Regions from separate parts of the Homo sapiens genome. Here regions 1 and 3 are each linked to region 2. Evidence: chromatin contacts called from ENCODE Hi-C or POLR2A ChIA-PET data. All regions are on one chromosome and are shown on one strand. The core of a region is the stretch at or near the end of the contact, and the rest is flanking DNA. Distances in the headings are between cores, read along the strand shown.

Region 1 (2,700 bases), core at 60-2,559, 250 kb after region 2:
CAGAGGGCTGAAGCAGAAGGATCATTTGAGCCCCGGGGATGGAGGTTCCAGTGAGCCATGATTGTGCCACTGCACTCCACCCTGGGTGACAGAGCAAGACCCTGCCTCAAAAACAAAACAAAACAACAACAAAAAAACCTCCTAGACCTCAGAAGGAAAGGGTGATTTTAGACAAGAGTTGCTCAAATCAGCGAAGGAAGATAAAAATTACATGAGTCAATGTTTCCATCTGACTAGTCTATAAACTATGGTATTCTACATACTAAATTTCATTATAATCAGAGAAGCACTTCAGGAGACTGAGGCAGGTGGATCACTGTGAGGCCAGGAATTCGGGACAAGCCTGGGCAACACGGTGAAACCCCGTCTCTACAAAAAATACAAAAATTAGCTGGGCTTGGTGGTGTATGCCTGTGGTCCCAGCTTCATAGGAAGCTGAGATGGGAGGATTGCTTGAACCTGGGAGGCGGAAGTTGCAGTAAGCCAAGATTGTGCCACTGCACTCCAGCTTGAGTGCTGGAGGGTGAAAGAGGGAGACTCCGTCTCAAATAAATAAATAGATAAATAAATAAATAAATAAATAAATAAATAAAGGAAGGAAGACACAGCAAAAATCAAAACCTCCATAACAAACAGTGGTTATATCGAGGTGACATAACTATAGATAATACAAATTTCCTTCTGGGCTTCCAATTGAATTTCTCAAATTTTATGCATATGTGAGCATACACATTACTTTTGGTGTTAAAAGAAACAAAAAAATGTCATTTTTAATGTGATAATCCAGGGGATCTTCCCTGCTACTAGCCCTGAGGTCAAATGAGTGGTTTATTGGAGACACCTTTCTATTCTACCGCATCTAGCATTTGCCTTGTGGTTTCTTGACAATTCTGATCTCTAGTTTTAGTGAGTCTACCAAACTTTGTCTCTGTGAGCTAACATATTTCTGCCCCGGTAAAAGGCTATGTTGGAGGCTTCCGGATTTTTTAACTTTTGTTTTCCCAGGCATGACAAAGAAATCTAAGAAAAAATAGTGCCATTGCTGACAAGTTTTTGCAAGTTTCTACAACACGAAGCCATGAAGCAAAGGAAAAGATTCAAGCATGAGACTCTGGAGTAAGAAGGGTTGTTAATTACATACCTTCAGATCAAGCTCCACCAATCTTCTGGAAGTAAACGGTTCTCAGGGAAATTGCCTGAAAACAAAGTTTTAAAGAAAGTAGAATCCTCTGTGTGCTCCAAGGTCCAAAGAAGCTCCCATTTGCTTGGGAAGAGACTTCAAGACTTGCTGGTTGTTTAAGTGAAAACTGAATCTTCAGGACTGGGTAGCCTGATACTAGTTTCCTGCTGATGTCATCACTGCTTATCTGCCTTTTTCCCTCCCCTTTTCCAGGGTTAAGATAACTTTGACAAACAGCGTCTCCTAAAGGCTAATTTACAACTTTCTCACTGTAGAGCTTGGGGTTTCCCCAGGTAAAGCAAAAGCTTCCTAGAAACGAACCCGTGGAAGCCACAAAGTGCTTCAGGCTTTCCTTTGGATCTCCATTTCCTTGGTAAGTCAAAAAGGGAAGCATCTGTTTTCCTAACCAACTCCTTCCCCAAACACACTTCACTTTTCAAATAAAGCCAAAAAGCTCATGAAATAGTTGTCGGCCATGTTAACCCTTTCTTATGTCCACATGCAAATAAACAATGGAGCGATCTCCACTTACCGCAACCTCTGCCTCCTGTGTTCAAGTGATTCTCCTGCCTCAACCTCCCGAGTAGCTGGGATTACAAGCATGCGCCACCACGCCCGGCTAATTTTTTGTATTTTTAGTAGAGACGAGGTTTCACCATGTTGGCCAGGCTGGTCTCGAACTCCTGAGCTTGTGATCCACCCTCCTTGGCCTCCCAAAGTGCTGGGATTACAGGCATGGAGCCACCGTGCCCGGCCCACAAATAAAATTTTTAAAAGATAAAAGAAAAGTGGGGATTCACTTTCAGTCTTTGTGGGAGAAATTAAGAAATAAAAAGAAAAAGAAAGGAAAAAAAAAAGAAAAGTGGGGATGGTGAATTACAAGCCCATTTGGAGGTACCTGCAAGAGACTCAACAAATTTGTGGTAGGCAAAACTGACAGTATGTGTTCTCACAGCACATTCAAACCAGCAGGAAAGTGAGACTTTGAAGACATTATTTCTAATCATAAAAACAATACTGCACACTAATATTGCAACTACCATGTGCCAGGGCATTTACAAATATTTACTCATTTCACCATCCCAACAACACTGTAAGATAAATACTATTACTATGACTGCTGCTTTAACATGTGAAAACTAAGGCACAGAAAGGTTAATTAATTTGCCCAAGGTCACACAGTGAGCGGCTGGAAGAGCCAAGATTTAAACCAGCAAGTTTGGATCAAAGTCACTACACTATAATTAAGCTAACTCAAATGTGCAGCACTCTGGAAAGAGGTACAGAGTCTTAGAAAGATGTTTTATCTATGGGGAAAAAAAGCAAGATTTATGATGCTTTGATTAGCAAATGTATTAAAATGTCCTTTCCATGTCCTAGGCATCATTCAGAGAACTTCTGTGCTTAAGAAAGACAAGTCCTGGGGCCAGGTGCAGTGGCTCCCGCCTGTAATCCCAGCACTTTGGGAGGCTGAGGCAGGCGGATCACGAGACCAGCTTGGCCAAGATGGTGAAACGCTG
Region 2 (2,700 bases), core at 127-2,626:
AAAATATTCAACTAGGAGGAAATACTGACCCCATAAACCTAAATCTCACACACGGTTTTGGACGTTTAAACGAATGGATTTAACAGCCTTTTGGAATTCAGCCTGTTTGTAAGTAGAGCGACCTCCATGTATTTCATATTCTGACACCCTACTTATCTTTAAGTCAAATGGCAGTTAAAAAGAGGGACAAAATATTTGCTGGTCACAAATCCTATTTCCTCAGGGTCAACTTTATAAATGCTAATAGAACAGCTGTGCTGAATGTAGCCAGTGTAGCTTTCCCGCGGCATCGGTGCAGCTGGATAGTGATATGTGGCCTCTGCCTTCCTGAGGTCTGCTGCTTACTGTCCAGGCTGGGTTTTGCTGGTGATGCTCCTCCCGCCTTTTTTTCAGCTCTTAGCACTGAAGCCATGATAGAGTCTTTAAGTGGTTTAATATCTGGTTTGTAAATTACTGTGGTTTTTTGGTAAACTTTATCTGTAGTGTAGCCAGATACATTAAAATTAGTGAGTCTCTGTCTTTGTCAAAAATATATTATTTTATGAGGACAAGGTAAATTATCATTTTTTAAATTAGCTTATCTTTTGTCTGGATTAGGTTGCCACTGCCTAAGAGAGCTATTGCTGAATTGGTGATTGGCACTGTTCCTGCATGCATTTCAGCAGCCCACATGTGTTTCAAATTAATCCCCAAAGTATTGCTTATAAAATAAAAATTTTGAATATATTTCCAGTGTAAATGTTTCACTAAATAATTACATTTTTTGCAATCCCAGGCTCTACGCCCAGCAGAGGTGAACTTTCCCAGAGTTGTTTTAGCCTTCTCAATAAGGCTGTTTTGGCCAGAGTATCCTGTTTTAAGGAAGTAGCAAGATATTTTTTAGGCACAGGGCCTATATTTAGGCATTCACTGTTGACCAATTAGTTCTGTGGCTGGGCTAAACTATCTAAGTCATTAGCCATGTTGTGTCCTGCCAGCAATATTTATGTCAATGACATGTTTTGGTTGTTCTTTTTAAGTCTCATCCTTCTTAAAATAAGTTACTTGATTATTTTGCTTTATTTTCTTCTTCTTAATGTGCATGGATTACAAAGGCTGGCTTCTTGTTAAATGATACATGCCTGATTGGTTGTTTTATAAAGAAAAGCAGTGAAGTTGTTCCTAAAAAGGTTGAATAAAGATCCGGCAAAGAAAGTAGATGGCCCTGAAAAAAGTGCACAGAATACGTGTGCACAGACTAGGAAAGGCACTGAAAATGTGTCATTTGTGTTTGCCAAAGTTTAGTTTCTACTGCATTTAGGACTCTGTGTAAGCTTTTGGTTTATTCATGCATCCAAGAGACAGGAAGAGAATGATTAATCACACTAAGCTAACGTCACTCATCAGAAGGCAGGAAGTAAATTCTTTCTTAGGTTGAAAGAAGATGCTATCAAGCAATTGAGAGTAGGCCGTAGATTGTGCCCAACATTGTGTAAGGTACAATAACAATAATAATAATTATAAAATAGTACTTTGGTGATAGAAATACTAATAATAACCAGTACTTGCATAGCATTTACTATATTCTAAGACATTATTCTAAGACCTTTACATGTATTAACTCATGTTATTTCCCAATAACCCTCTGAGGTAGCTGCTACTATTATCCTGTCATAATTCACTTAGTCCCCATAAAGTAGATCCTGTTATTAGGCCCACTTAACAGATGAAAAAATGAGGTCAAGTAATTTGTCCAAGATCACCCAACCAGTAAGTGGTGGGGCTGGAGTTCAAATTTAGGCACTCTAGTTCCAGAATCCACATTCTTAACCACTGAGGTAGGCTGAATACTGGCCCTCAAAGATATGCAGTTCTTGATCCCTGGATCCTGTGAATATTACCTTATATGCCAAAAGGACTTTGCAGACATGGCTACATTAAGGATCTTGAGACGGAAGATTATGCTGGATTATCCAGTTTTACCTTAAATGTAATCACAGGTGTCCTTATAGGAGTGAGGCAAAGGAGACTTGACAGCAGAAGAAGACAGTGTAACAGTAGAAGCAGAGAGAAACTTGAAGATGCTACGCAGCTGGCATAGAAGATGGTGGAAGAAACCCTGAGCCAAGTAATACAACTCTAAAAGCTAGGAAAGACAAGGGAATGATTTTTCCCTGGAGCCTCCAGAGGGAGGGGGCATAACTCTTCTAACACCTTGCTTTTGGTCCATTGACACTTTTCATTTTTCTGACCTCCAGAACTGTAAGATCATAAATTGGTGTTGTTTTAAGCCACTAAGTTTGTGGTAATTTGTTGTAGTAGCAATAGGAAATGTATAGCCACACTGCTATGGAGAAAGATGCTAAGTATAGTTAAGACTTTTTTGTTATTAGCAAACCTTCCTCAGACCCATGAAGGAATGAGCTTTAGGAATCATCACTCTTGATAATCCCAGCTCTATGGCACTTGAAACTTTATTAGCAGGAGCACAGTTTCTTAGTCCTTATGTCCTTCTATGTGAAGATTACTCAGAGGTATCTTCAGACCGCATCTACTCCATACTTAAACGTGGTAGTCATTCTGGGTACACAGTTGGCTGTTGAGCCAGAAATTTAAGAAATACTAGACAGGGAGGGGTTCCAAGATGGCCAAATAGGAACAGCACCAGTCTACAGCTTCCAGCGTGAGTGACGCAGAAGACAGGTGATTTCTGCATTTCCA
Region 3 (2,700 bases), core at 104-2,603, 200 kb after region 2:
TTTTTAACCCGTGTCATGCCTGACATCTAAACATACTGCTTGATCACTACACAAGGCTGGCCCACAGACTGCTTTGGCACAAAGGCCAAAGACTACTAGGCTCAACGTTAATTCCTGTCTTTCTGGGCCAAGATAAAGCCAGAAGACACAGAGCCATCCACTGATGCACCAGTAAATTAATGACTTTACAAACCAGCATGCATTCTTGCGGGGAGTGTGTGCAAGTGGGAAAAAAACTGTCTGGATATCAAAATCAGTCACCAAGCTGTATATTTACAACTTGTGAATTCTTCAGTATTTATGTAAGGTTTCGATACAAATTTTACACCAGAAAATCAACATGACTCACTCCAGTCTTCTAATTTTCTATTTTTCCTCCGAGACCTTGCTGGATGTTTTCTTTTCTTTTTCTTTTTTCTTTTCTTTTTTCCTTTTTTTTTTTTTTTTTTTACTCTGAAGATCTACTGGAGAGATGTTTTCATAAAGATAGAGAAAAGGGTCTGGACAAGGTGGCTCACGCCTGTAATCCCAGCACTTTGGGAAGCCGAGGCGGGCAGATCACTTGAGGTCAAAAGTTTGAGACCAGCCTGGCTAACATGTTGAAACCCCATCTCTACTAAAAATACAAAAATTATCTGGGCAAGGTGGCAGGCATCTGTAATCCCAGCTACTCAGGAGGCTGAGGTGGGAGAATCTTTTGAACCTGGGAGGCGGAGGTTGCAGTGAGCCAAGAACGTGCCACTGCACTCCAGCCTGGGCGACACAGCAAGACTCTGTCTCAAAAAAAAAAAAAAAAAAAAAAATAGAAAGGGGTCATACTGGGGAAAAGGAACAAACACAGACGCACTGAAAAGAATCCAAATGGTTAAGAATATGACAAAGAGAATCAGAGACTACGAAGATTTAATTCAGGAGGGTGGGGATAGAAATAATTTGACACTGCTCTTCAGCTAAATTTATTCTTTACTTGAAAACTTCTGTCTGGCCAGGCACAGTGGCCCACGCCTGTCATCTCGGCACTTTGGGCAGCCGAGGCAGATGGATAGCTTGAGCCCAGGAGTTCAAGACAAGCCTGGGAAACATGATGAAACTCCATCTCTACAAAAAATGCAAAAATTAACTAGGTGCGGTGGTGCGCACCTATATTCCAGCTACTCGCAGATGGGGAGCTGAAGTGGGAGAATCACTTGAGCCTGGGAGGTTGAGTCTGCGGTGGGGCCAGGGTTCGGTAAGCCGAGGTCACACCACTGCACTCCAGCCTGGGCGGCAGAGCCAAACTCTTGTCTCTAAAAAAAGACTTTTTAATAGAATTTTCATGTTGGCTTGCTGCCCTCTGGTGGAATTATTAGGGTTTATCACAAACACTGTGGAATTCACTCTGGCAATGACCACTAACACAAAATACCGATGGTTCTTGGGCATAACTCTCCCCCTGGGGAGTTAGATCTTTGACTTCATGGCGTCAGGAATTTGTTATTGGCCTGGACAACAGAAACATGTCTGGAAAATCCCCAAATATTTGGAAATGAAATAACACAACTCTAAATAATCCATGGGTCAAAAAAGAAATCAAAAGGAAATTATGTAGTATTGAATTAAATTAAAATCAAAACAAAATATCAAAATGCATGGGATGCCGCTAAAGCAAGGCTAGGAGAAAATTTACAGAACTAAATGCCTAAAAGGAGCAGGGGTGGGGAGGGGCAGGAGGACAGGATTCAAGAGGGCATACGAAATATTTTGGAGGTAATATATATGTTCACTATCCTGACTGCAGTGATAGTTCCACTCAAATATATACAGTCATACGTCACTTAATGACAGGCATAAGTTCCAAGAAAAGCATCGTCAGTGATTTCGTCATTATGCCAACATCATAGAATGTACTTATGCAAAACCTAGATGGTATAGCCTACTACACACCTAGGCTATATGGTCTAGACTATTACTCCTAAGATGCAGACCTACAAAGCATGTTACTGTATTGAATATTGTAGGCAATTGTAACACAATGGTAAGTATTTGCATATCTAAATATATCTAAACATAGAAATGGTACAGTAAAAATACCGTATTATAATCTTATGAGACCACCATCATATATGTGGTCGGTCATTGACTGAAATGGCACATGAATATATATATGAGTGTGTCTATATGACTGTCATATATGTCATACATATGTCAAAACTTATCAAATTATATACTTTATATGCCATTTGTTGTATATCAATCATATCTCAGTAAAGCTGTTTTAAACAACATGTGGCTGTACTATTAGGTAGTACAACTCAAGTGCAATTACTAAGAGAATACTAAAAGCATGCATAATTAACAAGCTAATAAAGGAGTAAGGTGAACTTTCTAAAATTACTTAATTCGTCTAAAAGAAATCAAGAAAGTAGAGAAAAGTGAATTGATGCCACGAATAAAAAACAACTGGAAATATAGTAGATTTTAGCCCAATTATATTGACAATTACATTAAATGAAAATGGACTAAATACTGTAATTTTAAGAAAAGTACCTTCCAGAATACATTTTTCTATAATAAAAGAAAAACTTGAACAATACACCACTTACGGCAGACACATTTCAAGTATAAGAACACCGAAACACTGAAAGTATAAGGATGGAAAAAGATGTACCAACTGATATCATTATACTAATATCACATAAGGCAGACATAAAGGAAAAATGA

The links. A loop is a pair of places that touch in the nucleus more often than their neighbours do. ChIA-PET counts read pairs that join two places held with the same protein, here RNA polymerase II (POLR2A). Pooled maps may share reads with other maps.
Region 1: a loop to region 2 is called in a pooled map, with 4 times the contacts of the local background. The contact joins the promoter of CASP10 here to the enhancer-like site in region 2. A Hi-C loop is called at or near these places in 9 of 50 pooled maps. POLR2A ChIA-PET finds 5 or more read pairs at or near these places in 2 of 52 experiments (CD4-positive, alpha-beta T cell and activated T-cell).
Region 3: a pooled map shows a loop between it and region 2 (7-fold over the local background). The contact joins two enhancer-like sites. A Hi-C loop is called at or near these places in 1 of 168 maps with a recorded cell type or tissue (CD4-positive, alpha-beta T cell) and 7 of 50 pooled maps. POLR2A ChIA-PET finds 5 or more read pairs at or near these places in 7 of 52 experiments (A549, HEK293T, activated CD4-positive, alpha-beta T cell and 3 more).

What each region holds. Positions count from the first base shown.
Region 1 is chr2:201,181,750-201,184,449 of GRCh38, reverse strand. It overlaps CASP10 (caspase 10), which reads right to left and starts at 1,309. Exons shown (of 10, transcript NM_032977.4): 1 at 1,142-1,309.
Region 2 is chr2:201,430,872-201,433,571 of GRCh38, reverse strand. The region is part of intron 1 of TRAK2 (trafficking kinesin protein 2); the gene reads left to right. Among named protein-coding and RNA genes, the nearest start is that of TRAK2, 19 kb to the left of the region's middle. Within about 2 kb of position 1,376, at least 15 of the 41 ENCODE cell types and tissues checked have a DNase peak (open chromatin) inside an H3K27ac peak, as active enhancers do; they include CD4-positive, alpha-beta T cell, where a contact is called at or near this core.
Region 3 is chr2:201,235,189-201,237,888 of GRCh38, reverse strand. It overlaps a transcript of CASP8 not described here. Among named protein-coding and RNA genes, the nearest start is that of CASP8, 24 kb to the left of the region's middle. Within about 2 kb of position 1,353, at least 7 of the 41 ENCODE cell types and tissues checked have a DNase peak (open chromatin) inside an H3K27ac peak, as active enhancers do.